Regions from separate parts of the Homo sapiens genome. Here region 2 is linked to region 1. A link is a loop called in an ENCODE intact Hi-C map of the cell type or tissue named here. Cell type or tissue: HCT116. All regions are shown on one strand. Each heading gives the region's core, and the rest is flanking DNA. Links, peaks and the distances in the headings are about the cores only.

Region 1 (14,821 bases), core at 2,418-10,417:
CATCAAGGATATTGGTCTAAAATTCTCTTTTTTGGTTGTGTCTCTGCCAGGCTTTGGTATCAGAATGATGCTGGCCTCATAAAATGAGTTAGGGAGGATTCCCTCTTTTTCTATTGATTGGAATAGTTTCAGAAGGAATGGTACCAGTTCCTCCTTGTACCTCTGGTAGAATTCAGCTGTGAATCCATCTGGTCCTGGACTCTTTTTGGTTGGTAAACTATTGATTATTGCCACAATTTCAGGTCCTGTTATTGGTCTATTCAGAGATTCAACTTCTTCCTGGTTTAGTCTTGGGAGGGTGTATGTGTCGAGGAATTTATCCATTTCTTCTAGATTTTCTAGTTTATTTGCGTAGAGGTGTCTATTATTGTGTCTATTTGATTCTTCTCTCTTTTTTTCTTTATTAGTCTTGCTAGCAGTCTATCAATTTTGTTGATCCTTTCAAAAAACCAGCTCCTGGATTCATTAATTTTTTGAAGGGTTTTTTGTGTCTCTATTTCCTTCAGTTCTGCTCTGATTTTAGTTATTTCTTGCCTTCTGCTAGCTTTTGAATGTGTTTGCTCTTGCTTTTCTAGTTCTTTTAATTGTGATGTTAGGGTGTCAATTTTGGATCTTTCCTGCTTTCTCTTGTGGGCATTTAGTGCTATAAATTTCCCTCTACACACTGCTTTGAATGCGTCCCAGAGATTCTGGTATGTTGTGTCTTTGTTCTCGTTGGTTTCAAAGAACATCTTTATTTCTGCCTTCATTTCGTTATGTATCCAGTAGTCATTCAGGAGCAGGTTGTTCAGTTTCCATGTAGTTGAGCGGTTTTGAGTGAGATTCTTAATCCTGAGTTCTAGTTTGATTGCACTGTGGTCTGAGAGATAGTTTGTTATAATCTCTGTTCTTTTACATTTGCTGAGGAGAGCTTTACTTCCAACTATGTGGTCAATTTTGGAATAGGTGTGGTGTGGTGCTGAAAAAAATGTATATTCTGTTGATTTGGGGTGGAGAGTTCTGTAGATGTCTATTAGGTCTGCTTGGTGCAGAGCTGAGTTCAAGTCCTGTATATCCTTGTTGACTTTCTGTCTCGTTGATCTGTCTAATGTTGACAGTGGGGTGTTAAAGTCTCCCATTATTAATGTGTGGGAGTCTAAGTCTCTTTGTAGGTCACTCAGGACTTGCTTTATGAATCTGGGTGCTCCTGTATTGGGTGCATGTATATTTAGGATAGTTAGCGCTTCTTGTTGAATTGATCCCTTTACCATTATGTAATGGCCTTCTTTGTCTCTTTTGATCTTTGTTGGTTTAAAGTCTGTTTTATCAGAGACTAGGATTGCAACCCCTGCCTTTTTTTGTTTTCCATTTGCTTGGTAGATCTTCCTCCATCCCTTTATTTTGAGCCTATGTGTGTCTCTGCACGTGAGATGGGTTTCCTGAATACAGCACACTGATAGGTCTTGACTCTTTTTCCAATTTGCCAGTCTATGTCTTTTAATTGGAGCATTTAGTCCATTTACATTTAAAGTTAATATTGTTATGTGTGAATTTGATCCTGTCATTATGATGTTAGCTGGTGATTTTGCTCGTTAGTTGATGCAGTTTCTTCCTAGTCTCGATGGTCTTTATATTTTGGCATGATTTTGCAGCGGCTGGTACCGGTTGTTCCTTTCCATGTTTAGCGCTTCCTTCAGGAACTCTTTTAGGGCAGGCCTGGTGGTGAGAAAATCTCTCAACATTTGCTTGTCTGTAAAGTATTTTATTTCTCCTTCACTTATGAAGCTTAGTTTGGCTGGATATGAAATTCTGGGTTGAAAATTCTTTTCTTTAAGAATGTTGAATATTGGCCCCCACTCTCTTCTGGCTTGTAGGGTTTCTGCCGAGAGATCTGCTGTTAGTCTGATGGGCTTCCCTTTGAGGGTAACCCGACCTTTCTCTCTGGCTGCCCTTAACATTTTTTCCTTTATTTCAACTTTGGTGAATCTGACAATTATGTGTCTTGGAGTTGCTCTTCTCGAGGAGTATCTCTGTGGTGTTCTCTGTATTTCCTGAATCTGAACGTTGGCCTGCCTTGCTAGATTGGGGAAGTTCTCCTGGATAATATCCTGCAGAGTGTTTTCCAACTTGGTTCCATTCTCCCCTTCACTTTCAGGTACACCAATCAGACGTAGATTTGGTCTTTTCACATAGTCCCATATTTCTTGGAGGCTTTGCTCATTTCTTTTTATTCTTTTTTCTCTAAACTTCCCTTCTCGCTTCATTTCATTCATTTCATCTTCCATTGCTGATACCCTTTCTTCCAGTTGATCGCATCGGCTCCTGAGGCTTCTGCATTCTTCATGTAGTTCTCGAGCCTTGGTTTTCAGTTCCATCAGCTCCTTTAAGCACTTCTCTGTATTGGTTATTCTAGTTATACATTCTTCTAAATTTTTTTCAAAGTTTTCAACTTCTTTGCCTTTGGTTTGAATGTCCTCCTGTAGCTCAGAGTAATTTGATCGTCTGAAGCCTTCTTCTCTCAGCTCGTCAAAGTCATTCTCCATCCAGCTTTGTTCCGTTGCTGGTGAGGAACTGCATTCCTTTGGAGGAGGAGAGGCGCTCTGCATTTTAGAGTTTCCAGTTTTTCTGTTCTGTTTTTTCCCCATCTTTGTGGTTTTATCTACTTTTGGTCTTTGATGATGGTGATGTACAGATGGGTTTTTGGTGTCGATGTCCTTTCTGTTTGTTAGTTTTCCTTCTAACAGACAGGACCCTCAGCTGCAGGTCTGTTGGAATACCCTGCCGTGTGAGGTGTCAGTGTGCCCCTGATGGGGGGTGCCTCCCAGTTAGGCTGCTCGGGGGTCAGGGGTCAGGGACCCACTTGAGGAGGCAGTCTGCCCGTTCTCAGATCTCCAGCTGCGTGCTGGGAGAACCACTGCTCTCTTCAAAGCTGTCAGACAGGGACATTTAAGTCTGCAGAGGTTACTGCTGTCTTTTTGTTTGTCTGTGCCCTGCCCCCAGAGGTGGAGCCTACAGAGGCAGGCAGGCCTCCTTGAGCTGTGGTGGGCTCCACCCAGTTCGAGCTTCCCGGCTGCTTTGTTTACCTAATCAAGCCTGGGCAATGGCGGGCGCCCCTCCCCCAGCCTCGCTGCCGCCTTGCAGTTTGATCTCAGACTGCTGTGCTAGCAATCAGCGAGACTCCGTGGGCGTAGGACCCTCCGAGCCAGGTGCGGGATATAATCTCGTCGTGCGCCGTTTTTTAAGCCCGTCGGAAAAGCGCAGTATTCGGGTGGGAGTGACCCGATTTTCCAGGTGCGTCCGTCACCCCTTTCTTTGACTCGGAAAGGGAACTCCCTGACCCCTGGCGCTTCCCGAGTGAGGCAGTGCCTCGCCCTGCTTCGGCTCGCGCACAGTGCGCGCACCCACTGGCCTGCACCCACTGTCTGGCACTCCCTAGTGAGATGAACCCGGTACCTCAGATGGAAATGCAGAAATCACCCGTCTTCTGCATCGCTCACGCTGGGAGCTGTAGACCGGAGCTGTTCCTATTCGGCCATCTTGGCTCCTCCATAAAGTTTCCTTTCTAATCAGTAAGAGATGAAAGCACAAATGGAAAAATAGACAAAGGACATGCATAGGCATAAATTAAGGAGGAAATGAAAATGGTTAATAAACATAAAAAATCAAGGAAATATTAATCAAAACAATCATATCTTAAATCTTTGGAAAAGGGATTGAGTGCTCAACAAATAATGTTGAAAAACTCGGCCAAACTTTTAAAAAGCATTAAATTAAGTCCTTATCTATGTCAGACATCAAAATAAATATGAGAAAAATTAAAAGTTTAGGCCAGGCACAGTGGCTCATGCCTGTAATCCCAGCAATTTGGGAGGCCGAGGCAGGCGGATTACTTGAGCCCAGGAGTTCAAGATCAGCCTGGCCAATGCAGCGAAACCCCTCTCTACCAAAAATACAAAAAACTACTGGGGCATGGTGGTGCATACCTGTAATCCCAGCTACTCAGTAGGCTGAGGAATGAGAATCACTTGAACCTGGGAGGCGAAGGTTGCAGTGAGCTGAGATTGCACCACTGCACTCCAGCCTGGGCGACAGAGCAAGACTCAGGCTCAAAAAAAAAATAAAATAAAATAAAAAAATAAAAAAAATAAAAGTTTAAATGTAAATGAAAAAATTATAAAAATGAAAGGGGAATTGAACCTTGAGGACATTATGCTAAGTGAAATAAGCCAGTCACAAAATATAGGATTCCACTTCTATGAGGTACATAGAGTAGTCAAAATCATAGAGACAAAAAGTAGAACAATAGTTGCCAATAGCTAGAGTCAGAGAGGAATGGAGAATTACTATTTAATGTGTGTAGAGTTTTGGTTCTACAAGATGAAAAGGGTTATAAAGATGGTTGCACACATTATGAGTGAACCTAATATCACAGACTGTACACTTAAAAATAGTTAAGATGGGCTGGGAGCTGTGGCTGACATCTGTAATCCTAGCACTTTGGAAGGCCGAGGCGGGTGATCACAAGGTCAGGAGTTCGAGACCAGCCTAACCAATGTGGTGAAACCCTGTCTCTACTAAAAATACAAAAATTAGCTGGACGTGGTGGTGCACGCCTATAGTCCCAGCTACTCAGGAGGCTGAGGCAGGAGTATCGCTTAAATCTGGGAGGCAGAGGTTGCAGTGAGCTGAGATCGTGCCACTGCACTCCAGCCTGGGCAACAGAGAGAGACTCCGTCTCAAAAAAAAAAAAAAAAAAAGGTTAAGATGGTAGACTTTATATTGCATGCATTTTACCACAATAAAAAACATTTGGGAAAATAAATGGAGGTGGAATGGAAAATTATGTTCTTATATTCTTGATATAGAGGAAACCTTTCTTGAAGTAAGTTGATGTAAGGTTGATAATCTTGACTACATAAAAATGTAAAGCTTCTATAAGGCAAAAGAGTGTTTAAAGTTAAAAGACAAACAGGGATAAAGTCTTCATGACGTGACAAGCAAGGGGATAATATTATTATATAAAGAGCTCCTAAAAATTAATAAGAAAAAAACTGAACACACCTAGTAGTAAATGCCCAATGTCTGGTCAGCATAATAAATAATGATAGCAACAGTTAATTTACAGACTAAGAAATGAAAATAGTGAAAAGGTGTTTTACTTACCCTTACTAATAATCAAATAAATGGGAATTTAAACAATTAAAGATTATCATTTTCTACTTTCAAATTGACAGAAAGTTAAAAAGATGGAGAATACCAAATTTGGGTGAGGGTGTGGAGAAATAGGCATTCTCATGCTTTGTAGGTGAGGGTAGAGATTAAAACAATCTTCCTGGAGGGCAATTTGCCAACATATTTTAAAAACCTTAAAAATGAGCATACCATTTGACCTGTGACCAGCAATTATCTTCCTAGGAACTTATCCTAAGAAATTCATCATGTATGCGTGCGTACATTTGTTTATGGTTAACAGTTGTAAGCAAGCTTAATGTCCAATAGCAGGATTGGTTAAATGATTTTTGGCAGACTTACAGGAAGGAATACTAAACTACCATTAAAAAATAATGTAAAAGAAAATTTACTGCCATGTGAAAAGATTCATGATATATTCTTACATGGATAAAGTAAATTACAAAACAATATGTGTAACATTTAATGTAAAAGAGTGGTTACCTCTGGGGAGCCAGTTGTTTTTACTTTCTTTTTGCATTTTCTTTACATTGTCCATTTTTTAAATAAACAAATACTGATTTGTAATCAAAAGATACATAGTAAATGGTTTTTGTTTGTTTGTTTGTTGTTTGTTTTTTGAGATGGAGTCTCGCTCTGTCGCCCAGGCTAGAGTGCAGTGGCGCCATCTTGGCTCACTGCAACCTCCTCCTTCCCGGGTTCAAGCGATTCTCCTGCCTCAGCCTCCTGAGTAGCTGGGATTACAGGTGCCACCACCACACTTAGCTAATTTTTGTGTTTTTAGTAGAGACAGGGTTTCACCATATTGGTCAGGCTGGTCTTGAACTCCTGACCTCAGGTGATCTGCCTGCCTCGGCCTCCCAAAGTGCTGGGATTACAGGCGTGAGCCATTGTGCCTGGCCGCTATTTTAAAAATTACTATTGTTTGGAGATATCAAACATTTGAGAAATATAATGTCATATTCTTAAATATTCCAGTTCTGTAAGATCTCTTCAACCTGTGGTTATAAATGGAGACACATTATGAGTCATCATTCCTGTTTCAATGTCTCTGAAACCGTTTGCTGAGCTATTCTTCCTGGTTCCCTCAAAACCTCCTCATCGAGTTACTTCTGGGAGGAGAGTTGGGGTATCACAGAGACTTGCCTTCTTGCGCTCCATCCCCATCCAGGTCTGCTGCTGTGAAGCCACTTGAGGGCGCCTCCCCACTGTGACTGTGACACTGTGACCAAAGGGACCTGCCCAGACAGGATGCATGCCTGGGGACACTCTCTCTCTGAGCTCCAAATAGCAAGCCAAGGCACCTGGTGTCCTCACCTGCTGAGCCCCTGCCAGAAGTGAGGAGATGTCCCCCTGTCCCACTCTGGTCACACTTTGACACTTGGACCCCATTATCCCCCAGAATCCTACCACCTCCCCAAACATTCCTCCCACTCTTGTCTTCAGCCCTTCTCTTGATCAACCTCACACAAGGGTGCTGAAGTCCAGCCCCATCAGAGCCTCCTGTTTTTGAGACCTTCTTATCCTCCCTCTTGCCCCAACCCCTACCTCCCATACTGGCTTAAGACCCCTCTGTCCTGTAGCCAGAAAATACAGGTCACAAGCACTAGGAAAAATCATATGACTAGTCTCTCCCCAGTTTAACAGTGGACAAAGGTTTATTGCACTCCTACTGTGTGCAAAGGACGTTGGACATGGGGATGAGCACGCCCCCAGGAACTTCCACCCAGCTCACAACCCAGCAGGGAGGGGTTTGTGTCACATTCACCATCTGACTAGGGAGAGACAGAGTTTGTGGTGAATACCCACATTCTTAGCCTAAGATTCACCTGCTAATTGCATCTTCTAATGTTGTCCAAGTTTTGCTAGGTGACACTCCTCACTCCAAGGAAGCTGTGCCTTTCTTAGGGTAGCCCCCAGGGCATCTTGTTGCCAAAAGGCCTCAGTTTCCCTAGAGATCTCGGTTCCTACACTAACTGCCAAGCGCTGGAAGGGTGGAACCAAGATGAGGCACAGTGGGGCCGGTGCTCAGGAAAGCAGGCTCCTCTGGGGCAGAGAATGCCCGCCAGAGAACATGCCCCCCGACCTGGGCTCCCTTTCGGCCATTGATGAGGAAACCTGTCCCACGTCTGCGGCAGCGATGAGGCCTGGAGGGCAGGGCCTGGCGCTGCCTGGCAATGAGCGTCCCAGGTATTTGGTGAGTCCAGGAGCCCGAGGACTGGGCATAGGGTGGGGCCCGTCTCCAGTCAGTGTTGAAGGGACAGGAAATTCCTATTGGCAGGATGACCTCATGCTGACAGTGCTAGGGCGCGCCCGACAGGGGTTAATCTCAGAGACGCAGTGCCTTGTCCCGGGACAGGGCCCAGGCCACCGCCCGCGGATTCCTCAGAGGAGGGTGCGGGGAGCATCTTTAGAGGCTTGGAAGCTTAAATTACTTGCAGACTCCAGAGCACGGATGCCTTTCATTCGGGCCACCGCTCATCCAACTCCTTCTTCCATGCCCTCGTGTTAGATTTTGGGGCTCTCCTGCAGGTGCCTAGGGAAACTCGGATCCCGCACCCCACAGGGCTGTAAAACCAGCTCCTTCCCGTGCAGCCCAAGTTCCGCAGGGCTTGGAGGCAGGGTGGGTTCCCTCTGCTGGTGCACTCCCTGTCCTCGCCTTGGACCAGGCGGTTCCCCGTAACTCAGGAGTCCGCGATCAGGACTTGCTCAGCGCGGGAACGTCCCCTGCAAGACTGGGGACTGTGGCCGGGACACCTGGGCCAGGGCCAAGGGCGGGGTTGCGCGGTCTCCACGCTTGGCTTGGCCTGGGCCGCGCAGTCTGTGGTGTTGCCAGGTACTCCTGGAATCGCCCCGCGAGTGGTAGGCAAGGGGGTGCGGGTGGGGACGAGACGTGGTAGGGGAGCCTTCTGGAAAAGGCGCTCGTGTCTCAAGCCCCGCCCCCTCCCCCCACCACTCCCAGGTGCAGGTGGTGTGTGTGCCTCAGTGCAGACCGGCCCAGGCCTGTCAGGGCAAGCATCTCCCTCCTCCTCACCCCCACCCCGTTCCCCAGTCCTCCTTGGTCCCTCCCCTTCCCAGTGAGATGAGAGAAGCCACTGGGCACTAAGCATCGGGGCTGAATTGGGGGGCAGGGCGCAAAACAAGAGCCTTCCTTTCTCAAGTTGGGCTTAGAGAGCGCTACAGTTGGTGTGGGCTTCCATTCCATGTTTGTGATCTTTACTGGTATGCGGCATGAATGCAACAATAGACAGATGGGCCAAAGGATGGACGGATAGACTGATGCCCTGACTGTCCTCCCTGCCTCCAGTCCAGGTCTGGAGAGGTTGCGAAGCAGCCTCCCCATCTCTTCCAGTCCTGGAAGGGAAGAGGAGCCAGGAGCAAATTCCCTGACTCCCCCCAGAGCATGTAGGTGGGGCGGAAGTGGAGTCAAAGGTGACCTGACCTGGCAGAGGGAGGTAGTAAAAGCACTCTTGCTCTCCCAGGAAGGCAGCTCAGAACTTCCAGTCACAGAAAAATGGGAAATGGAGCATGGAGTGTCTCAGACTAGAGAAGGAACCCTGAGGAGGTTGATGCTTGGGCAGAGGTGTTAGGGGGAGGTGACTTTTAAGCCTTCAGACTTTGTCCGTTTAGTACTTGCTTTTGTTTATGGTTCCTTAGATGCTTAACCTGAGTGATGTACGTAAAAAATGTAACTCTTCTAAGCAATGAGGAAAAATAGGGAAGGAAACAGTGACTGAGATCTGAGCAAAGCGCCTGGAGAAAGCAAATAGGCCCAGCACTTGCCTGCAGTTTCCTGAGGCTTTGTTCACCTCTGTGTCTTCAGCAACTAGAATAGTGCCTGGCACATAAAAGACCCCCAGTAGCTATTTGTTGAATGAATGAATGAGAAGGGAGGAGAACCTCCAGACCCACCTGTTTCCATCTCTCAGCAGAGTCACCATCTTGCTGTGAGCCAGTCCCTGACTCAGCCCGGCTCTCTGCCAGGTGTCATTCCTTCTCATCCCCTCGGCCACTAATAGGAGGTTGCAGTGAAGGCCACTGCACTCCAGCCTGGGCGACAGAGTGAGACTCCGTCTCAAAAATAAATAAATAAATAAATGAATAAATAAATAAAACTCCACTGATGGCTGCCATGCAGCAGGAATGGCAGGTGGTGGGGCAGATACTGTGAGTCAGACAGAATCTCTGCCCTCTGGGCATTCCCAGTCCAGTGGGGAAAATGGACAAGAGGCAGATGTCATCAGTGGGGTGAATTGTGTGGGGAGAGGATGTGCATGCCTGCACAGGGGGACATAAGTGACAGGGGCTGTGTGAGCCCAAGGAGACCTCACCCATTGCTTAGGAGCAGGACTTTGTGAGTTCCGGGCAGATCCAGGCTTGAATGCCAGCTCCACCCTGGTATAACATCGGGCAAGTTACTTAAGCTACACTTCATTTCTTGCCTACCAAATGGACATGATGCCCTCTTCATAATCTGGTGTGAGATGAAATTGATATAATACATGCTAAATGCTCAGCCAGGGCCAGATACTGAATGTTAGTGATTCTTGTTAAGGGAGCATTCTTGTTAAGGTATTAAAGAGAAGGTGACATGGCTTAAAGGAGGACAAGGAGCAAAAAAGAGAGTAACTTGGTGATTCTAAGTGAAGTTATGGTAACTAAGCATGCCTGTAGAAGGAGAAAAGCTAAGAGAAAGGAGGGAAAGAGAAAATTCCCTCCGAGGGAAAGAGAAAAAGAAAGAGAAAGAGAAAATGTCTGATGAGAAGAGCAGGCTTGGGTTTCATGGGATGAGATGGAGAGGAACCTACCAGGAAAAGAATAAGAATTAATGGGATCTGTCCAGAGCCCAGTTATTAGGCTGAAAATCTAATATTTTAATGAGCCACTCAACAGTGTTCTAGTTAGGAGTGAGAGCTAAGAAGGCAAATAATGGGGCTAGTCTGAAAGTGGAGCTGATCGGGAGGTGCTGGAGGAGGAGACAGGCCTAAGAGAGAATCCTCAGTGTTTTGTTAAAGAGATTGACCACCAATTCAAGGACTTGGCACAGAGCCTGGCATGTAGTAGTGATCCCATAAATATTTATTGATGCCTGCTTAAAGAAATACAGGAGATAAACCTATTCTCTAGAAAACCATTGGAGACAGATGTAGGGGACTCTGATCATTGTCTACTAAACCTGTTTGCTAACAGAAGGACCCCAGTGCCTCGACCTCAGGACAAGCATCATGGTTGGCATAAAACATTTAGAGTAATGCTGTTCTCCTTTGTTTTGGTCAATGAGACATAAAGGAATTCTGGAGCCCAGACCTCAGTCAAAAGACATGGGTTTTTTTGTGTCTACTCTCTCCTTACACGTTGGGCCATTAGTGTCAAAATATGATACCTGAAGCTGCAGCAGCCTTGTTGCAACCGCAGGGAGACAAGCAATCGACAAAAATCCAATGTGCTGGGAATGGGACAGTATAGAAACAGAAAGACCAAGGGTCCTCGACGGCATGGATGAGCTGCACCAGTCCTGGCACCACCTAGCTTTAGACTTCTTGTTAAGTAAATGATAAATGTCATTTTTGATTAAGCCATTGGTGAGTTAACCGTTACTTCCAGCTGAACACATCCTAACTGATACAATGGGCAGGGCCACCGTGTTATATAATTCCTGTGGTAGTCTATGTGGAAGTACCCCAAGAGTTGTGTAGAATGGCCTCTTGTCAGCTGGTGATGGCTGACAGCCTGGGAATAGGACCTTAAGGTTTTGAGGACTTCGAAAAGTGGGTTTATAAGAACGCAGAAGACAACACTTCAAGCTCCGAGGTTCCCAGGATTTTCTCTCCTGGGGATTTTCACCACCTCTATTCCCAGGCCCTCCCTCGCCCACTCGCCGCCTACAGTTTCTACAGTTCAGCCAAAGAATTAAGAAGTCAATCATCTTCCTTTGCCTTGAACCTGCAGTCTTCACTAATGACTCTCTAGAGTCTCCATAACTTACTTTGGGGAGGTGCCCCTCCCCTTCCACATGGAGAAAGGCAGGCACAGCCCATGCAGACCATACTCCCCTTATGGCCAGCAACCTTCTCATGGCTCCTTCTGCTGAGGGGTGGAGGAGGAGGTAGTCTCCGGGAGCAGGATTGGTCCTTGCATTTCCCAAGATTAGTGGCCACCCTTGCTGGCAGCCCCCTGGATTCACTCAAGATTGAGCTGCTTATTAACTGCAATTCCAAGACAACAGGAAAATCCCTGTCTCTCATCTTCTTATTGCCTTGATTAGTTATCTTTTATACCTGTGGGTACATATTCAGAGTCACACTGGCTGCATGTTCAGCTTTCTCTCCCTACCAGATTAGAAAACTTGCAAGTTGGAGGTGCAACTATACAATATTTAATGACTATTTTAGTACTTGGGGTCAGATTTCTCTTCTGTATATATGTACCATGGGTCTCCTAACCCCACTTTAGAAAATTACTGTCCTACTGATCATTTTAGTCTAACTTTGGAATGGCTGTGGACTCTATGTGTATGTGTGTGCAGTGGGAAAGTACTTTTGGATTGTCTTAATTTTGTGAAGGACTAAAGTCTCCAGGGACCCTAGACCAGCCCAGATGAATAACGTAGTTCCAGTAGGAGGAACTGAAATCCTAACCACAAAGTAATTCTCCTGGACCTCCTGTACCTCCTGGTCCTCACTTGTTCCTTTCCTGTAGCATGTAGAAAGCTACCTTGTGGGCCTGGCGCAGTGGTTCATGCCTGTAATCCCAGCACTTTGGGAGGCTGTGGCAGGAAGATCACTTGAAGTCAGGAGTTCAAGACCAGCCTGGCCAACATGGTGAAACCCCATCTCTACTAAAAATACAAAAAAATTAGCCAGGTGTGGTGGTGCATGCATATAGTCCCAGCTACTCGGGAGGCTGAGGCAGGGGGATCACTTGAACTCGGGAGGTGGAGGTTGCAGTAAGCTGAGATCGCACCACTGCACTCCAGCCTGGGCAACAGAGTAAGAGACTCTGTCTAAAAAAAAAAAAAAAAACCCAGAAAGCTACCTCGTTGGCACAGGCCAAACCACCATTGCATCATCAGGACCCAGCACAGTGATAAGCACCCAGTAGGTCCTCAATAAATATTTAAGGAATATATCAATGTTGACATCAAGCTCATTCAGCAGTGTCAGAATCTGTGGTTAAAATCCGTTACTTTTCCTAGAGAGTATATTAATGATAGCTAATAATGTCATAGATAGAACATCCTTTGCCTAAGATACATAGAGATTAATTATTTAAGTCCATATAAAGAACTACAATCAAGTAGGGCAGGAGTTGAAAGGCATCATTAGGATATTTCAGCTGGAAGTCACTGTTGATCTGGGAGAGGGGCAGTTTCAGGAGGACTATTGAGAGAGGAGCTCAGATCTCTGTGGGTTGGGAGACAAATGGGGAACCAGAAGCTTAGAGAATCCAGGATAGAAAAGCCTTTGAAGATGCTTCATTGTGAAGGGAGAAAGGGAGCAGGATTTCTCAGGGCACCTGGCATTTTTCTAATGCCCTTCTCTTCCATTCCTTCCCCTACCTGGCATCCAAAACAATAGAAGTCAAGTCAGCTTAACAAAATGCACCCAGAAATATCACCCTGGTCCGACCTCCTCACCCCACCTGACCCCCAATAGAAGGAAGACAGCGTAGCAAAACATCATGCTTTGTATGAAGATACAAGTCTTCTGAAAGTTTCCTCTTTCCTCCCTTCAGAAAGTCCTACCTGGTCATTGCCTCAGAAACACAAGGGCAAGTAGTATTTGACCTTTTGGTCCAAGAACCCCTTGAGAACCTGACAGTAGCTATGGAAGGGGAACTGCCTATAATATGCAGATGCACAGAATATTACATCTATCAAACGGGGCTCAGACAAATCCCTGACCTCAGGGCTAGGAATCACGACTCTCGAACTACTGCAAGAAAGAGGGTGCCTTAAATACATATTGTCTGGAAGATTCCTAAGAAACCTCCTTCATTGCTCAAAGAAAGCCCATGGAAGGAAGCTTTATCAAATTCACAAATTTACTCTGCTTCCCTTGTTAAATCCATAAGGACTCCCTAGGGGAGGGAAAAGTTTAGGAACTGGTTCTCAGTCAGGCACAGGTGCGACTAGGCTCAGCTCCACGCCATCTCCTGAAACGTGGGTGGAGATGATGGAGGATTTCGTCTGGGCCCCCAGCTCTGAACACTATCTGCTCCACTGACTGAAAGGAGGCTCCCAGTCTGGCAGGGAAGCCAGGAACGGGGGCTCTGGCTCTGGGGCAGCTGCATGCCTGCCAGGTGGAGAGTTAGCATTACGCAGGGGTCCTGGGACCAAGTATACTGGCACCCCCCAGGAGAAGGGGATATGAGCACACCTTCATCCCTCTAAGCTACACCTTCACTGAGTCTTTGTACCTGCAAAGGCTGTGAGCCATGCAGTTCTGCTCTAATTCTAGCATGAGCCAGGCTGAGGGTAGCCCAGGAACTCAGCTTTGTTGACCTGAAGATTATTTTTTCCCCTCCAGTAGTTTTACTTCTGTCTCCTCTTCAAGCTAAAGTTTTCGGGTCCTTGGGTAGCTTTTTGGAGGCTTCTGTACAAATGTTTTTGGCAGTGAAAGCTACCCGTAACATCTCGAATTAGAAATGTATATTTTTAAATCCCTAATTGGTTCAATAACAATATGGAGAGACACACAGAGACACTCTGCTAAGTGGGACCTTTACTACTGGAATGTGGAATTTAATACGTTCATCATTTAAATCATTAAATTCTCACCAAAACATGTAAAGCAGCAATAGATTCTGTTAACCAGTCACTTTTCCTGATCTTGGAACAGCCCGGCTCTGAGCCTGAAAAGGTCCGCTGCTGTGACTTCACCCTTGTTCAGGGAGATGGTGTCATAAGGTGGTCTTAAAGTGCAGGTTGACCTTTGCTGAGTCCAAGCTCCAACACCCCCAGGTAGGAGTTCCTGGAAGTAACCTCCCCTCTCTGAGGCACAGTGTGATGGAAAGGACAGCATCCAGCTTGCAATACTGGATGAATTAAATCAGACGCAATCTACCACACACCCACCACAGTGCCTAGCATTTCAATAAGGGTGCTAAGTAGATGTGATTTCTCTCTAAGCTAGAAGGGGTTCTGTAGGAGTGCTGGACCACACACGAGGCTGGCTCAGGCATGCTTTTGCATTTGTGAGGCAGAGACAGCAGATGGCACAGCGCAGGGCAAGGCAGGGCAGACACGTGGTTCTAGTGGCTTAGCAGCAGGCAGCTCCCCTTGCCGAATCTCGGATCTCTATGTGGTTTGTGAAGGGACTGAGGCAGGAGGGGGAGGCTAGGGCAGAATTGTAAGAGCTTTGCCTTCAGCAACTAAAGAAACGACACCTCAATTAGAAAGAACTGTCTGGAATGTAGAAAGGTCAGGAACTTTGGGCGAAAGTAGTCGAGTCATTTTGGAATTTATAGTTGAAGCAAGTGCAGCCTGGGTTGGGTAGGGGAGGTTTCTGAGTGAAGCATAACTAGGCTTGAATCCCAGCTTGACCAGTTAGCTGAGGGAGGGTGAGTGTCGGTTGCCTTATTGGAGGAGAGAGAATAATAACACCTACCCTGGGGACTGTGATGAGATTGTGCAGACAAGGCACCTTGCTCA
Region 2 (14,821 bases), core at 4,404-12,403, 530 kb after region 1:
GGCAGAGGCTGCAGTGAGCTGAGATTGCACCACCACACTCCAGCTTGGATGACAGAGTGAGACTCTTGTCTCAAAAAAAAGAAAAAAAAAAGAATTTTGAACATCTGAGAAACGCATGTGAAAACATAAACTATTAAAATATGAAATCACACAAAACTCAGTCACCTATATACAAAAAAGTCATGTGGAATATATATTTGAAGAAGAGATCCTTTACAGTATGAACTAGAACCATAAACTACATAGAAATAAACTTAAATATACAAGATCTATGTGAAGCAAACTTTAAAATGATTTCAAGGTTTATAAAATAATTGTTTAATAAATAGCCATTCTGTTGGGAAGTGGCAAAAAGCCTTGATATTTTAAAAGTATCAGTTTCTCCTAAATTGATCTATAAATGTAACACAATCCCCATAATGATATCAGTAAGATTTTAATTTACTGCATGAGCGGTGCTTATGATTTTGTATCTTGAGAATGTGGAGCATTCCCCACAGGCTGGGCTGAGCTTCGTGGTTTAGGGCGGTCCCATGAGCACACTCAGGGCTTTCTGCTGGCCAGGGGTAGGGGTTCAGCAGGCTTTCCCCAGTCTCCCTCAGACCGAGAAGCCCCCCTCCTCAGAGTTGCCCATTTAAGATCTGTATTGGCTGGGCGTGGTGGCACATGCCTGTAATCCCAATGCTTTGGGAGGCCGAGGTGGCTGGATCACTTGAGGTCAGGAGTTCGAGACCAGCCTGGGCAACACGGTGAAACCCCATCTCTACTAAAAATACAAAAATTGGCCGGGCACGGTGATACATGCCTGTAATCCCAGCTACTCAGGAGGCTGAGGCAGGAGAATTACTTGAACCCGGGAGGCGGAGGTTGCAGTGAGCCAAGATCACGCCACTGCACTCCAGCCGGGTCGACAGAGCAAGACTCTGTCTCAAAAAAAAAAAAAAAAAAAAAAAAAAGCTGTATCATCTTAGAAGCTGTCTTAGCTCAGGCTGCTATAACAAAATACCACAAACTGGGTGGCTTAAACAACAAACCTTTACTTCTCACAGTTCTGGAGGCTAGAAAGTCCAAGATTAAGGCACTGGCAGATTTGGTGTCTGGTGAGGGCCTGCTTCCTGGTTCATAGACCACAGTCTTCTCCCTGTGTCTTCACAGGTGGGGAGAGGAGGTGAGCTCTCTGAGGACTCTTGTAAAGACCTGGATCCCATTCATAAAGATTTCATCCTCACGCCCTCACCTAATCCTAGTTACCTCTCAACACCCGCCCCCCCGCCTCCTAAGACCATCACATTAGGGGTAGGGTTTCAACGTATGAATTTAGGGAGGTCTCAAGCATTGGGTCCATAAGAGAAGCTGTCATTTTGAACTTCCCCCCATTTTACAGATGAGGAAACTGAATTCCAAGTGACAAAGTGACTCCTTGCCCAAGGTCACATGGCTAGTAAACCTTCCATCACCTCACATGGCCCGTGTTCCACTCAAGGCTGCACTCACAGTCTCTTCAGGAGCCTACCAGAGGCAGCCTGTCCCCTTCCACAGCCAGAGCCGCCACAGAGTTGGCCCCCAGCTCTCCAACTCAGCTGGCCCGGCTGTGATCTGACCTAGGAATTCCAGAAAGCACATGTGACCCTTAGATCCAACCCCCTGCCTTTGGACTGTGACTCTTTGTCAGGTACTTCAAAGGACAGAACTGTGACCAGTCTCTTTTCTTACTCATCAGACAATTGTGAGAGCTTTATTTATTTATTTATTTATTTGTTTTTTGAGGCAGAGTCTCTGTGATCCCAGCTGTAGTGCAGTGGTGTCATCATAGCTTACTACAGCCTTGAACTCCTGGGCTCGACTGATCCCCCCGCCTCAGCCTCCCAAGTAGCTGGGACCACAGGTGCACGCTACCACACCTGGCTGATTTTTATTTTTATTTTTGTAGAGATGAGGTCTTGCTATGTTGCCCAGGCTGGTCCCAAACTCCTGGGCTTATCAAGTTATCCTCCCTTCTTGGCCTCCCAAAGTGCTGGGATTATAGGTGTGAGCCACCACACCCAACTGAGAGCTGTTTTTGGTTGTTTAAGTCACAGTGGGCTGCCTGGGTGAAAATGTTTCACCCCTAAAAATAAATGTTTTCAAATCTGAGTTTAATGAGCAAGTGAGGTACTACAAGAATGGGCAGGAAGCTATTTCCCTAAATTAGCTTAAATTGTCAGTCATCAACTCTAGAATTCACCAGATAATAACATTTTATTATTTCTTCAGTCAGTGGTGTTTGAAAGTGAAAGTACATATTTTCCAAGTCCTCGAGGTCCTTGAGGTTGTGGGATAAAAGATAACACAGATCTATTCAGACACACCATTGTATTTACTTAAAAAAATTAGGAAGAGCCTTTAGAAAGAGGACTTAGCCAGGCGGAAACCTCCCCATGGGCTTGTCACGTGCAGCTCTGCCCTGTCACCTCCAGTCACATTCAGCGCCACAGATGTGTGGGCTCCTAGCAAGGAAATTGAAGGAGGGTCAGAAGAGAACAATGAGGGGAACCTGATTCCAGTTTGGTTTTGTTTTAAACGTCCTCCTCACCAAGCATGTAGAATCAGATGAAACATGAGGCCTTTGTGGTGACAGCAGAGGTGTCCCTCAGATTCCTGGTCTCCTCACACCCCGGGGGGATATGGGCCAGCCAGAGCTCCCTCCAGACCCCTGTTGTGCCCCCAGGGCACTGATTCCTGGTCACTCTCTCCTGTCTCCAAGCCCTAGGCCCTCAGATCTGGATTCCTTCAAAGGCTCTGAGAAGGCACAGGTTACAGTGGGACCATTATTCCCCGGAGCCAAGCTGTTGGCTTCTTGCTTGTTTAAACCCAGCGTCCTGGAGGTCCGTCCATGGCTTTCATACGATTCTTGAAGGTCACCCGGTCCACCCATGAAACTCCTTTCAGGAGGAAGCAGGGCGGCCAGTAAGGAGGATGGGATGGGCCTTGCCCGCCCTGCAGCCCTCATGCCTAGCTTTGTCTCTTCATTCGTGAAGAATTGTGTTTTCTTTTTTTTTTTTTTTTTTTTTTTTGGAGATGGAGTCTCGCTCTGTCGCCAGGCCGGAGTGCAGTGGCGTGATCTCGGCTCACTGCAACCTCCACCTCCTGGGTTCAAGCGATTCTTCTGCCTCAGCCTCCTGAGTAGCTGAGACTGCAGGCGCCCGCCACCATTTTTTTGTATTTTTAGTAGAGACAGGTTTTCACCATGTTGGCCAGGATGGTCTCGATTTCTTGACCTAGTGATCCGCCCGCCTCGGCCTCCCAAAGTGTTAGGATTACAGGCATGAGCCACTGCGTCCGGCCCAAGAATTGTGTTCTCTTCTAAGGTGATTCTTTAAGAAGATAGACCACAGGATGACATGTTCACACCAGAGAGAGGGGCCAGTCCCTCCTGGCCCTGGATCAGGGTAGCCAGACCCACCTGCCAGCTTACTGTGGGGAGAGGGCGTGGGCCCCCCAGGGGTGTGCTGAGGGATGGCGGAGTCCCCTTCCCCACGCGGGCGGAGCCAGACGGGACAGCACCCACCCCGTCGTCACCGCCCGTCCCTGTCCTGCAGCGCAGCCAACGTGAAGAAGTGGGAGATCGAGCTGCAGACCCTTCGGGAGAGCAATGCACGGCTGACCACAGCACTGCAGGAGTCGGCAGCCAGTGTGGAGCAGTGGAAGAGGCAGTTCTCCATCTGCCGTGATGAGAATGACCGGCTCCGCAACAAGGTGGGTACGGTGGATGCAGTGAGCCCCGAGGCCAGCTGGTGTGGGCAGTGGGAGATGGGGGCACCCACAACCCTTTTTCTCCCTCCCCAACTTTGCCCTTATCCCCATGGCCAGAGGAAGACTTGCTGCCTCTCCCATGGGAACGTCCCTCCCCCTCCCTGCCTTTCTTAGTAGGAATTTAACCACGTACATAATTGACTCATTACCTTTTCTGGTTTTATTTTCTTTCTTTTTTTTTGAGATGGAGTCTCGCTCTGTCACCCAGGCTGGAGTGCAGTGGCACGATCTCAGTGCACTGCAGCCTCCTGTCTCCCAGGTTCAAGTGATTCTCTTGCCTCAGCCTCCGAAGTAGCTGGGATTAGAGGCGCCTGCCACCATGCCTGGCTAATTTTTGTATTTTTAGTAGAGACAGGGTTTCACCAAGTTGGCCAGGCTGGTCTCAAACTCCTGGCCTCAGGTGATACACCCGCCTCAGCCTCCTGAAGTGCCAGGATTACAGGCGTGAACCACTGTGCCTGGCCAGACTCGTTACCTTTTCTGAACCAAGTTTTATAATTCCTCTTACTGAGGAGAAGATAAACTGGAGGTGTCAGCCCTGTCTCTCTCAGAGTGCCCTCCCTCAGCATTTCTGTGGTTCAGTGACCCTCCGTGGAGGAAGGGGACCCAGAGGGTAGGTGAGAAACAGACTTGGGAGATGGTGAGTTGCGCCTGCTTGGAAGTCCTGCTTCCATTCACATTATTGTTTCTAAACATGTAAATTTGGAGTTGAGAAAAGGATTATGGTGCTTGAGGCGTGAGGAGGGTAAACAGGTGCTGACCTGTTGTACGCCCTCTACTCTCCGACCTTGACATCCTGGCATTTTGATTTGTTTGAAAATGCACCTGTAACCTTCCCTGTCATTAGTCACACTCTAGTTCATAAGGTGCTTTTGGGGTGGCCAGAGACCCCCCATTGAGGTCTTGAGGTTTCTCTGCTAACCTTGTTTTGATCATGGTTAATCCTCCCACTAGAAACACATAGGCTTTGGAGTATGCTCCGTCAGTGCAGGGTTTTAGGGGGACAGGTCCCATTTAGATTGGTGTTCACTCCCCCTTGACCCCCTTTTCTCCCCTGCCCTGCCCGACCTGGAGGGCCCCTGCATCCCAGCCCTCTGTCACACTGTCTTACTTTCATGCTAATGCCACATAAAAGTGTCTCGTGTCATTTTTTCATCTTGGTGCTGACGGTTGGGCACCAGGCCAATTGCTGACTTTGCACGTTCCCACCCGAGGCCTGGCAGATCTGCCTGCCAGAGGGATCGATTGCCCTTTCTTGCATTTTCAAGAAAAGAGCTGAGTTTCTCACTTTGGTCTCAGTCTGATAGCCAGCAGCAGTGCGGGGGGAGTGGAGGAAGAGCATCACGCACAACTCGCTCCCTTGGAGGCGTGTCGACCTCCCTGAGTCGACATCTCACAAGCTTGCCTCCCAGGGTTGGAGGCGGAAGTTGGTGTGGTTTCCAGCAGCAGCAGGGGCTGGGAGTTCAGACCCCAAGGCTTGGTGCAGCCTGCCTCTGGGAAGTGTCCTCGGTGCCCTTCATGTCAAGGACTGCTGCTGCCTGTTCGGGGGGACTTCACTACAGTGCTTTTGTGTTGCATGTGGGGTCCACGCCTGCTGTCCACTCTGCACACACATTTTGGCCCCCAGCATTCAATGGCAGTGTGAGAGTGCCAAGCCCTTGCACCCCTGTTCCACACAGGTAACTGTTTTGAGGGGTCAGCCTTGGAAAGGGAAAGATGCGGTGTAGGGATTTGCCATTCAGCCTTGGGGAAGAGGCCCACAGGCCAGGCCCCTTCCACGTGCATTCCCAGGGGAAGGTCACCTTGATTTATAATATTCGAAATGTCATTGCTTCCCTTTTCGGCAGCCACTGTACCATGAGGTTGCTTGATTTTTCTACCCTGCTGGCTTAAACCCTTGAGATGAAACAGAATAATGCAGGACGTGATTACAGTGGTGTAACAGTCATTCTGGAGAAAAGCAGATCAATTCAGGGGACACTTGGCCCTTGCTTGTGATGGATCCTTAAAGCAAATCTGAATCTACTTCTTCACGGCCATGAGAGGAAACCAGAAGCCCAGAGCATCTTGAAGGCAGGCTTTATTACTTATTTGGCTCTGCTGGTAAGATGCCTCTGGTAAGGCATCATGTGCAAAGCAGGTCCCATGCAAGCGGTGCAGGCAGCCCCATGATGGAGCTGCATGGGGTTTGTTCATAGCCACAAAGAAAATCTTATAAGTGGATTAGTTTAGGGTTTATTTTAAAAGAAAAGAGAAGCATAGCTGTGGTGATCTCTTGCTTAATGACTAATGTTAAGCTGGCGTCCCTGCTTTCCTGTGTGGTGTGTATTGAAGATTGATGAGCTGGAAGAACAATGCAGTGAGATCAACAGAGAGAAGGAGAAGAACACGCAGCTGAAGAGGAGGATCGAGGAGCTGGAGGCAGAGCTCCGAGAAAAGGAGACAGTGAGTAATGGTGCTCCGAGCAGGGCCCCTTGGCGTCCTCTTGGCCTTGCGGGGTGGCACACAGCAGGTGTCTTGGGGCCTATGACTGGCCCTGGCAGCTGCCTGGATAGCAGCACGGAGAGAGAGCTGGGAGCCACAGCAAGGTGCAGACAGGCTGGAGCAAAGGCCTCCCCATGACCTCTGCCGCCTCCCTGTTACCCCTGTTCTATAGCTGGTCGTGCAGATCCACAAGGGAGCTGAACATTTCACAAGACACTCAGATGCGTTTGTCATCTGTCCTCAGAAGTTGAGTTTTGCTGCCAAATTAATGCCGCTAGAGACCCATGATGTAACCACTTATTTTCTTTTTTAAAAAAATTTAAAATGTATTTATTTTATTTAAGATGGAGTCTCATTATGTTGCCCAGGCTGGTCTTGAACTGGGCTGAAGCATTCCGCCCACCTCAGCCTCCTGTGTAGCTGGGACTATAGACACACGCCATGAGAGCACCACACACACGTGCCCACCACACCGCAGCCCAGCTCCCGGCGCCAGCCACCTGCACTCACTGCCACCATGCCTGGCCTACAGTCATTTATTTTCTAGGGGGCAGACAGTTAAGTGCACACATGTTGGAGGCCGTGCTCATGTTACCAAACTCCCTAGGCCTCACTTTCTCCACTTATAAAACAGAAATCGGAAAAACATCTGCCTTGTGGTGGTGTGTACAGACTTCACGTGACAAGGCGTGTGACACACTTCACCCTTGAAATTCCCTGAGATGAAGTATTCGCATGGTCACTATCACTGTCTATGCAAACAGGACAGGGTCCCAAAGCTGCTTCCACGAGCGTGCACACATTGGTGATTTTCAAGAATATATTTTATCTGACTTGCTTTCATGTTCTATCTCAAATTTTTTTCATGTAGGAGCTGAAAGATCTCCGAAAACAAAGTGAAATCATACCTCAGCTCATGTCAGAGTGCGAATATGTCTCTGAGAAGCTAGAGGTACGTGGGTTGGGGGCACAGCCATCCTGGCTCAGACAAGAAGGCACAAATGTCATGGTACTCATTTTCCTGCTTCCTATCACTTTCACACTGAGAATGCTGAAGGAGAGATTTTCTATTCACAAAAAGCTGGCAGTGACTGCACGCCAGATGGCACCGCATCCACCCCTGCCCCCGGGGCAGACTCAGCAACGTTTGTCTTTTGGTTTTGCAAGTTCTATGAAGGCCCCTGTGCATCACCACAGTGTAGACGACTGTTTCCTTGCAGATCCCTGGTGGGGGTGAGGAGCGGGGGGGCGGCCTGAGAGCCCAGGGTCAGGGTGTGGGGCCACTTCAGCCACTCCCCTGCCAGTGGCCTTGGGCACTGACCTTGGGCAGGCCTTCCTCCCTATCCTCAGATTTCTGATCACTAAAATGAGGATTTTCAGGGCTTCCTCCACCTCGGAGCGCCTCTTCCCTGCAGGTCCTCTGATATGCACACGGCGCTTCATGTAGTTACATGACCCTGGAATTGGTAACTGCTTCCTGTGCACATGTTCAGAAAGGTCTCTGTTTATTCCCTCAACATAAAGCTCTTATTTGATATGAAGAGTTAAAGGCTTATGGCTCATTTAAGGACTCACAGCTGTCCTGTCTTTGGGAACCTGCTTGTGATTTACCTAGATGTGCCTCTGTAGGCTTGTGGGGCCCAGCGCCACAGAACATCTCCATGGTAACAGCATCAGAGGGTGCACAGACTGGCTGTCCCTGAGTCATTGGCATGGCCAGTCCTTCCTCTCTGAGGGCCAGAGGCTGGCCTGGGGCTGAGGAGGCCACGCCTCTCTGTGGGACCAGGGGAACGAGCCACTCTCCCATCTGTTCTGTCTCTCAGGATGGAACTGAAATGTGGTCTCTGCTAGCCACTCAGACAGGGATTTCAGACTTTCCCTGCTGGGCCCTGTGTGAGGTCTCCCTCAGGCAGGACTCTGCGTTCTGCCTGCTTTGTTGGGTCTTGGGTTTTCAGGCTGGGTGTTGGTCCCTCTGTGGGAGAGCAGGCAGGAAAGGAGGAGGTCACTGAAGTGCCTGCTGCTTCCCTTCTGATGTCTTGGTCACAGGCTTGTGTGCTGGGGTAGCATGTCTCTAGGCAGCTTAAGCCCTGGCCCAGGCCCTCAGATTGGATGGAGAATGGTTGGTTCAGCTGTAGCAGGTTTTGAAGGATGACTCTCGTCACTCAGTTTTCTAGACCCTTCTCCCTTTTGCTTGGCCAGGCGGCAGAGAGAGACAATCAAAACCTGGAAGACAAAGTGCGTTCCTTAAAGACAGACATTGAGGAGAGCAAATACCGACAGCGCCACCTGAAGGTGGAGTTGAAGAGCTTCCTGGAGGTGCTGGACGGGAAGATTGACGACCTGCATGACTTCCGCCGAGGGCTCTCCAAGCTGGGCACCGATAACTAGGGCTGGCCGAGGCCCAGGCCCCGCCCGTGAGTCCCAAGCGTGTGTGCGAGACCAGATAGCTCTAGGACGTTCTTCTGTGTGCATTGCTTCTGTAAATGCAGGCGCAGTTTGTCGTGTTTCCAAACCAGTTGTGCCGTCCACTCACTCCTTTTCAGAATAGAAATCTCCTCTCGCTTCTCTGGCCTTGTGAGGTTGTGGACAACTGGAAGATTCTGACTCAGGAATCCAGAACTAGGTCTACCTTCAACATTTATGCAGTCAGGGCAGGGATGTTTATATCTTTCATAAGGGCTGTTGCAACCATATGAACTGAAAAAACACGCATTTTGTAATCCAAATATTGATATTCTTTACACCAAGCCATCAGGCTCCTTTTATCAAATAGCATTCAGAGTATTTGAATGTCCACCAGACACCAGCCCCGGGGGGCACAGAGAGAACAACATTCCTCTCTGTCAACATCGAGAGGCTTTAAAACAACTGTTTAGTGGAAACTTTCTGAGAGATGGAAAACAAGCTTCTGGTGGGTGCATTTTCTGGCCCGGAGTTGCCTGCATCCACGCTACTGCCCCCTGCCCCCCGCCCCCCCAGTTTGTACGGTTGCAACAGTGTTCCTTTTCTTGGTTTTAATTTCTGAGCAGATGATTGTGCTGTGGGAACAGCACACAGTGAGGGTGCCTAGCACAATGTCTGGCACAAAGTAGGTGCTTAATAAATATTTGTTCAATTAAATGTGTACACAGAATTTAGTGTTTTAATCAAACCCCACAGCAGAGCTGGGACCCTGTCGAATGATGCACCATCTTTGCTGTGCTGGGTAGTTAACAGACATGAATACCACTGTCTGGTCAAACCCAAGCTGGGGCTCGGGTGGCCCTGGGGCAGGGAGGGAGAAGGGGAAGCAGCAGGAGCTGGTCTCAGGCCCCTGGAGCCCATCCGTGATGCTCTGCCCCTGGGGCTCTCCAGACCCTCGAATCACCTTCTCCCCTAGGAATGGTGACCCAGGGATTCCAGGTATAGGGGCTGCCCAGGGCTTGGTACCTAGGGTAGGATTGTCTTATGGGTCTGGACAGCTGGGAAGAAATCACAGGCATTTCGGGGGGAGAGAGCAGCTCAGCTGACAAGCCTTGGCCCTCATGACAGAGGTGTTCCACCCAGCTCTGCGTCCTGCCTTTTTCAGTTTCTCCTAGGGAAGGGACTGCAGCCATAAACCTCTCCTCTCTCACAGAGCTGCTCAGTGGGGCCAGCGGGCCTGTGGGTGCTGTTGGCATCCTGCCCTGGGAGATTGCCCGTGTGTGGCAATAATGGCTTGAATCCCTGGCCCCACACATCTCTAAATGCCTTGAGCAGGGGGGAGGCTTTGGTGCCCCCTCACCCCTTTGAGAACCACCTAAGAGGACTACTCCTTCTAGAAACCTTCTCCCATGGACGTGGTTAGACTTTCTCCCTGCTGAATTTGGATTAATGAGCAAACAACCCGAGGAAGGAGGGAGATGGGGTCCGAACCCAGGTGCCCTGGGCCCCAAGGTGAACACGAGTCCTCCTGCTCTCCTTCCCTTCCCCTCACGGAGACGCCTCTCTGAGCTGGGGAGTCTTGTTTGGGATGTGGATGGAAGGGAAGGCTGGGCATCTGGAGCACCAAGGCACTTTTAGAGGAGCTCCCGCAAGGTGAGTGGGGGCTTTGGTTGAGTACATAGGGCTTTTGGCAGACAGGAAGTGGAAAGCGTGGCCAGCCATCTTTGTGATTCGGGGTAGTCTGCTGCTGGCCCTTCCCTTTCCCCAGAGCTCCAGACGGCTCTCAGGACAGTTGGTAGCAGCTCCCTCCTGGCTGCACCAGGAGACCAGAGAGCCGAGCTGGCTATGAGTCAGCCCCGTGGCCCAGCAGCGGGATAAGGGGATTCTCAAGCCAGCCTGGTCTGCCCAGCAGCAGGCTGGGTGTGTGGCTGCCTGGGAGCAGTGGACACTGGGTTCCAAACACCTTCCGCTGGGGTCTTCAGATGACCTCTGCCTTTATCAGGTGACTTATGAATCTAGAAAGAGCCCGCTTGACTGACAAGAGAATGCTCAGGTGACATGCATAGAATAGTTACTGAAGCCACTTGTACATTCTGATAGCAGTGACTTTAGAAAACTCCAGAAGTGGAGGTGTAGAAAATGTTGGAAGAGCCATTTCCACAGTGGGCTGCTGTGCAGTTGAGACCCATGATCCCAGTTCACCAAGCACTGAAGAGTGTGGTGAGCATCCTGTGGGCAGCAGGTGAGGAACTTGGATTCCTCCTGCTGTGTGTCCAGCTCTACAGCTGTTGCAACCCTGGAGCTAAGAGTAGTAAGGACTCCCTTAAAGGGAAAGGTAAGTTGGGCTTGGCCGTGAAAGCACAACAGCTTTTACAAAAGCACTGAACTTTCCATTCCTTCTGCTTTTCTCTGAAGATCTCAGTGTCTTTTCATTTACTTTCTTTTAAAATAGTGGCCCTGGAGCAACCTGGACGGTGTTCCCTTGAGCTGGTGTGACGTGCCCTCGTTTATTCTGACATCCAGCCCAGTCTCAGTACTGTTGTCATAACCTTACGCCAGACTCAGGCAGAATGTAAGCCATTCACTCGTGAGCATCGCAGCCGCTTGTGCTGCCTGGAAGCTGCAGGGCCAGGACTGCATTTTCAGTTTGCAATTGAGGTCTCCTGATTTTGGTGTTTCCAAGACTGGCTGCTATACCTTGATAAGCTTTCCTTCTGCCTCCATGAAACCTGGTGTCTAAAAAAGATCAACTAAAACTTGGAACCCTTTAACCAAGAGGACCTTTAAAAATAACCTTTCATTCCAGTCAAGACCCAGCTGGATGCATTTTAAAGTTGGGAGTGGCGAGGAAGCCTTCCTAGTGCCGCCCGGGGAATGTAAAACCACCAGAGCAACAGGTTGGGACAGTATGGTCAGGCCTTGGAGGGAAAGAGAACCAGTATCCACACAAGACCTCGAACTTGTGTGGCCCCTCAGTTTCATCTCTCCTGCCTGCCATCACATTAGACTTTAATTGGGTGAGAGAACAGGGCAGAGACTGTCACCTGCATTTTGCAGATGGGAAGTAGAGACAGAGAAAGTGACACGCCCAGGGTCACCCAGCGGTGACCAGCAGCGTGGACTCTGCATCCAGGTCTCCTGGACCTTGATGCAGTATCTTTTGAGACATGCCACTCTAGTCCCTTTGGTGACCCGTGGGTGCCAAGAGAAAATAATTCTTATATCCTGATAAGAGCATATTACAATTATATTATTTCAATATGTGTCCACAGCAAAGGACAGTTTACAAAAATGTGAATCCGAATGACATTTAGGAATGTTTGTTATAAATGATAAGTTCCACTTTGGAATGATTCTGGTTTTGCAGGAATCTTTCCAAGAAAGTTGGTTAAAATGATGTCTCTGCCTGTGAGGCCAGTTCTATGGAAAACAAACACACCCTGAGTTCTTTATTGATGGCTTTAGTGGAGGCAGAGCAGTATGTTCAAAACAAGTGGGAGGCCCTGAGATCGCAGGAATGGAAACAGAGTTCTGGCTGGGGGTGGCCTGTCCACTGCCCGCCCCTTCCTGGAGATGCACTCCTTTCTGGCTTTCTGGGGAGGGAGCAGCCTTGCTCAGTGGTGGGAGCAGCTTGAACGGGACCTGATCAACACCCAGGAAGACTGTGCACAGAGGGCAGTTGGTCTCCAGCCTGCAGGCTCCATGAGCACAGCCTTGATGGTGGTGGGCAGGCGCCTGCCTGCTGTGGACTACATTTGATGCAAAACATCAAGTAAAGGGTGGAGCGTAATACAGTGAATATGCCTCCCAGAAACATCATGCTCTGCCTATTTTAACAGGGCTCTTTTTCTTTAGAAAAGTCTCCTTCTCTATAGAAACCAGGGACAATTTTGGATGAGAGCCAACCACAGGACGCGCTGGGGACGTTATGGTGGGACCTCACATGTGGCCAGGTGCACCTTTGGGAAGAAGGCAGACGTGATGTGACTTAGCACAGGCACTCAAAAGAGGCAGCCACTGGTCTTTGCTAATATCCAGAAGTGGATTGTTTGTTCCATTCATCCTTCTAGAAGCTAAATTCTTTCATTGCCTTGAGACATCACTAGATTTTGAAGCACTTGCAAACTAGAAGCTTGCAAGATCAATGTCCATGTATATTTTTAAAGATATGCATGCTTTAAAAGGACCCTAATTTCTGAGTACATGGCTTCCCCAAAGAAACAGTATATATTCTGGAGATGATGGGGGTTTTGGCATGGAGAGGGACTCCTGTCTAGTCTAGAAAATGTTACTTACATGCCTCTTCCATGTACCGATCTCAAGAATATGGGTTTTCTAGTTGGCTTTAAACACTACCCAGGCAGGAAGGTGGCTTTGGTAAGAATTTTGAGCTGGATGAAATGTTCTAGTGAACTTACGACTGTGTATGTGCGCACGCGTGTGTGTGTGTGTGTGTGTGTGTGTGTGTGTGTGTGTGTGTGAAGAAACAGCAAAAGGGGAAGTGGGAGAAACAGTAAGGAAGCGTTTTTAATTAAAAATATGTATACCTAAGAGGAGACTTTATTTTCTATTTCTGGTGGTGGTGATCTATGTTCTGGAATCCATTTACCAGAAGTTTGTGGATCTTTTGTTTGAAGTGGAATTGTTCAGTGCCCTACTCTCTTTGACGGTGCAGAGCCTTGCGGCAAAGTGTTCTCCTGGGCCCTAGAGACCCCCAGGGCACCTGGCAGGAGCCCGTAAACCACGGCAGAGTCCCAAGTGGTGCATGTTTTGGCGAGTGATGGGCAGGACTGATGATTCACAGCTGTGAGGCTGTGCTATTGTTTTTACCCTCTTGTACTGCTTTTAATAGGAAGTCCCGACTTTACGTCAGTTGTGAGAGCAGCGTCTTATGATGTGACAGGCAAGAAGACATTCCTTGCATCAAATATAAGAGTTTAATGAGAAGAGTGGAGTGGATAAGTGAACTCTCCCAAGAGTACTGTTTTTTGTTTCCCTTTTTAAATGCTTTCTTGGTACATAAATAATATAATACTTTTTTTAAAGAAATTCCAGATGAGTGGGAAAAAAACCAATCACCTGTTATTACACTATCTGATTATAACCACTGTTAACATTTCAGTTTTTATCTTTTCAGACTTTTTTCTATGCATCTGTGTGTGTTTTATTACTTTTTCCATGAAATATAATCATATTATACATACTGTTTTATAACTTTTATCCCTTTTAATGCTATATTGTGAATAGATTTCTATATCAGTAAATATGTAATTACATTATTTTTAACCTCTATGTAGGTTGTACCTTGGATACTTAGGTTGTTTCCAATTTTTTTACTGTTGTAGTCAAGGACATAATGAAGTTCTTCTAACATCCTTGCGAACTTTTCAGAATATTGACTTAGGGTAATTTTCTGAAGTTATCACTGGCTCAAAAGTACGCGCCTCCCTATCTGCGGCTCCTTTCCTTCTGAGGCATACAGGACTTCACCCTCCATCCCCCTTGTACTCATTCAGGGTCCTATGACTAATTCTGGCCAATGAAATGTGAGCACAGGTGACACATGAAGCTCCAGACAGACACTGAAATGCCCATGAGCAGTTCCGCAGTGTCTGCCTTCCCTTCCCTCAGCAAATGCTGATGTCCCAGGGACAGAGCCTCTGTCAAGCCTGGATCCCTGAGTGACTACGTGGAGCAGCCCCCTTCTCCCTTCATGTTACCCTCACCTGCCACCCTGCATGGACGGGTAGCATGAATAAAAAAAATAAACCTTAGGTGTTAAACACTGGGGTTTCAGGGTTAATTGGTTAACTGCAGCATAACATATCCTGTTGCAACAATAAAAAAGAATGCACATTTTTAGGACTTGTAATATGTATTGCCTCAAATTGCCTTCCAGAAAGACAGACCCAATTATACTCCCACCCACAGTGTGTGAGTGTGTACTGCTTCCTCTTTAACACTGGAGTTACCCTGGGGACAGAGAGCTAAAAAAAATATTTTTTTGGTTAAAATGTAACCCTTTAAGGTGTTCAGCAGTATCATTGATTTCTAAGAGGTTTATTTCATAAACATTGTAAAACAAAATTTTAAGTTGCACGTATGGCTTTTTAAAAACGTTTAGACATTTAAAAAAACACCT

What was found. Hi-C counts contacts between places; a loop is a spot of excess contacts. Peaks named below come from ENCODE experiments on the same cell type or tissue, not always from the same donor. Only the 100,000 strongest peaks of a DNase experiment are listed, where the experiment ranks them.
Region 2: it touches region 1 in a loop (15-fold over the local background); 2 of 110 quality-filtered maps call a loop at or near these places.

The regions. Positions count from the first base shown.
Region 1 is chr15:83,372,358-83,387,178 of GRCh38, reverse strand. No RefSeq gene overlaps it. Among named protein-coding and RNA genes, the nearest start is that of SH3GL3, 68 kb to the left of the region's middle. RefSeq lists enhancers at 2,621-3,250, 6,806-8,005, 7,615-8,445. In HCT116, for the core only: a CTCF peak has its summit at 6,354 (motif pointing right); DNase peaks (open chromatin) are centred at 6,358, 6,958, 7,438, 7,818 and 1 weaker place; H3K4me3 peaks cover 2,145 bases; H3K27ac peaks cover 1,854 bases.
Region 2 is chr15:82,843,558-82,858,378 of GRCh38, reverse strand. It overlaps HOMER2 (homer scaffold protein 2), which reads left to right. Exons shown (of 9, transcript NM_004839.4): 6 at 3,579-3,735; 7 at 6,127-6,237; 8 at 7,148-7,228; 9 at 8,476-9,396. The coding sequence ends at 8,664. Among named protein-coding and RNA genes, the nearest start is that of WHAMM, 41 kb to the right of the region's middle. RefSeq lists an enhancer at 7,803-8,578. In HCT116, for the core only: a CTCF peak has its summit at 8,556 (motif pointing left); a DNase peak (open chromatin) is centred at 8,578; H3K4me3 peaks cover 365 bases; H3K27ac peaks cover 460 bases.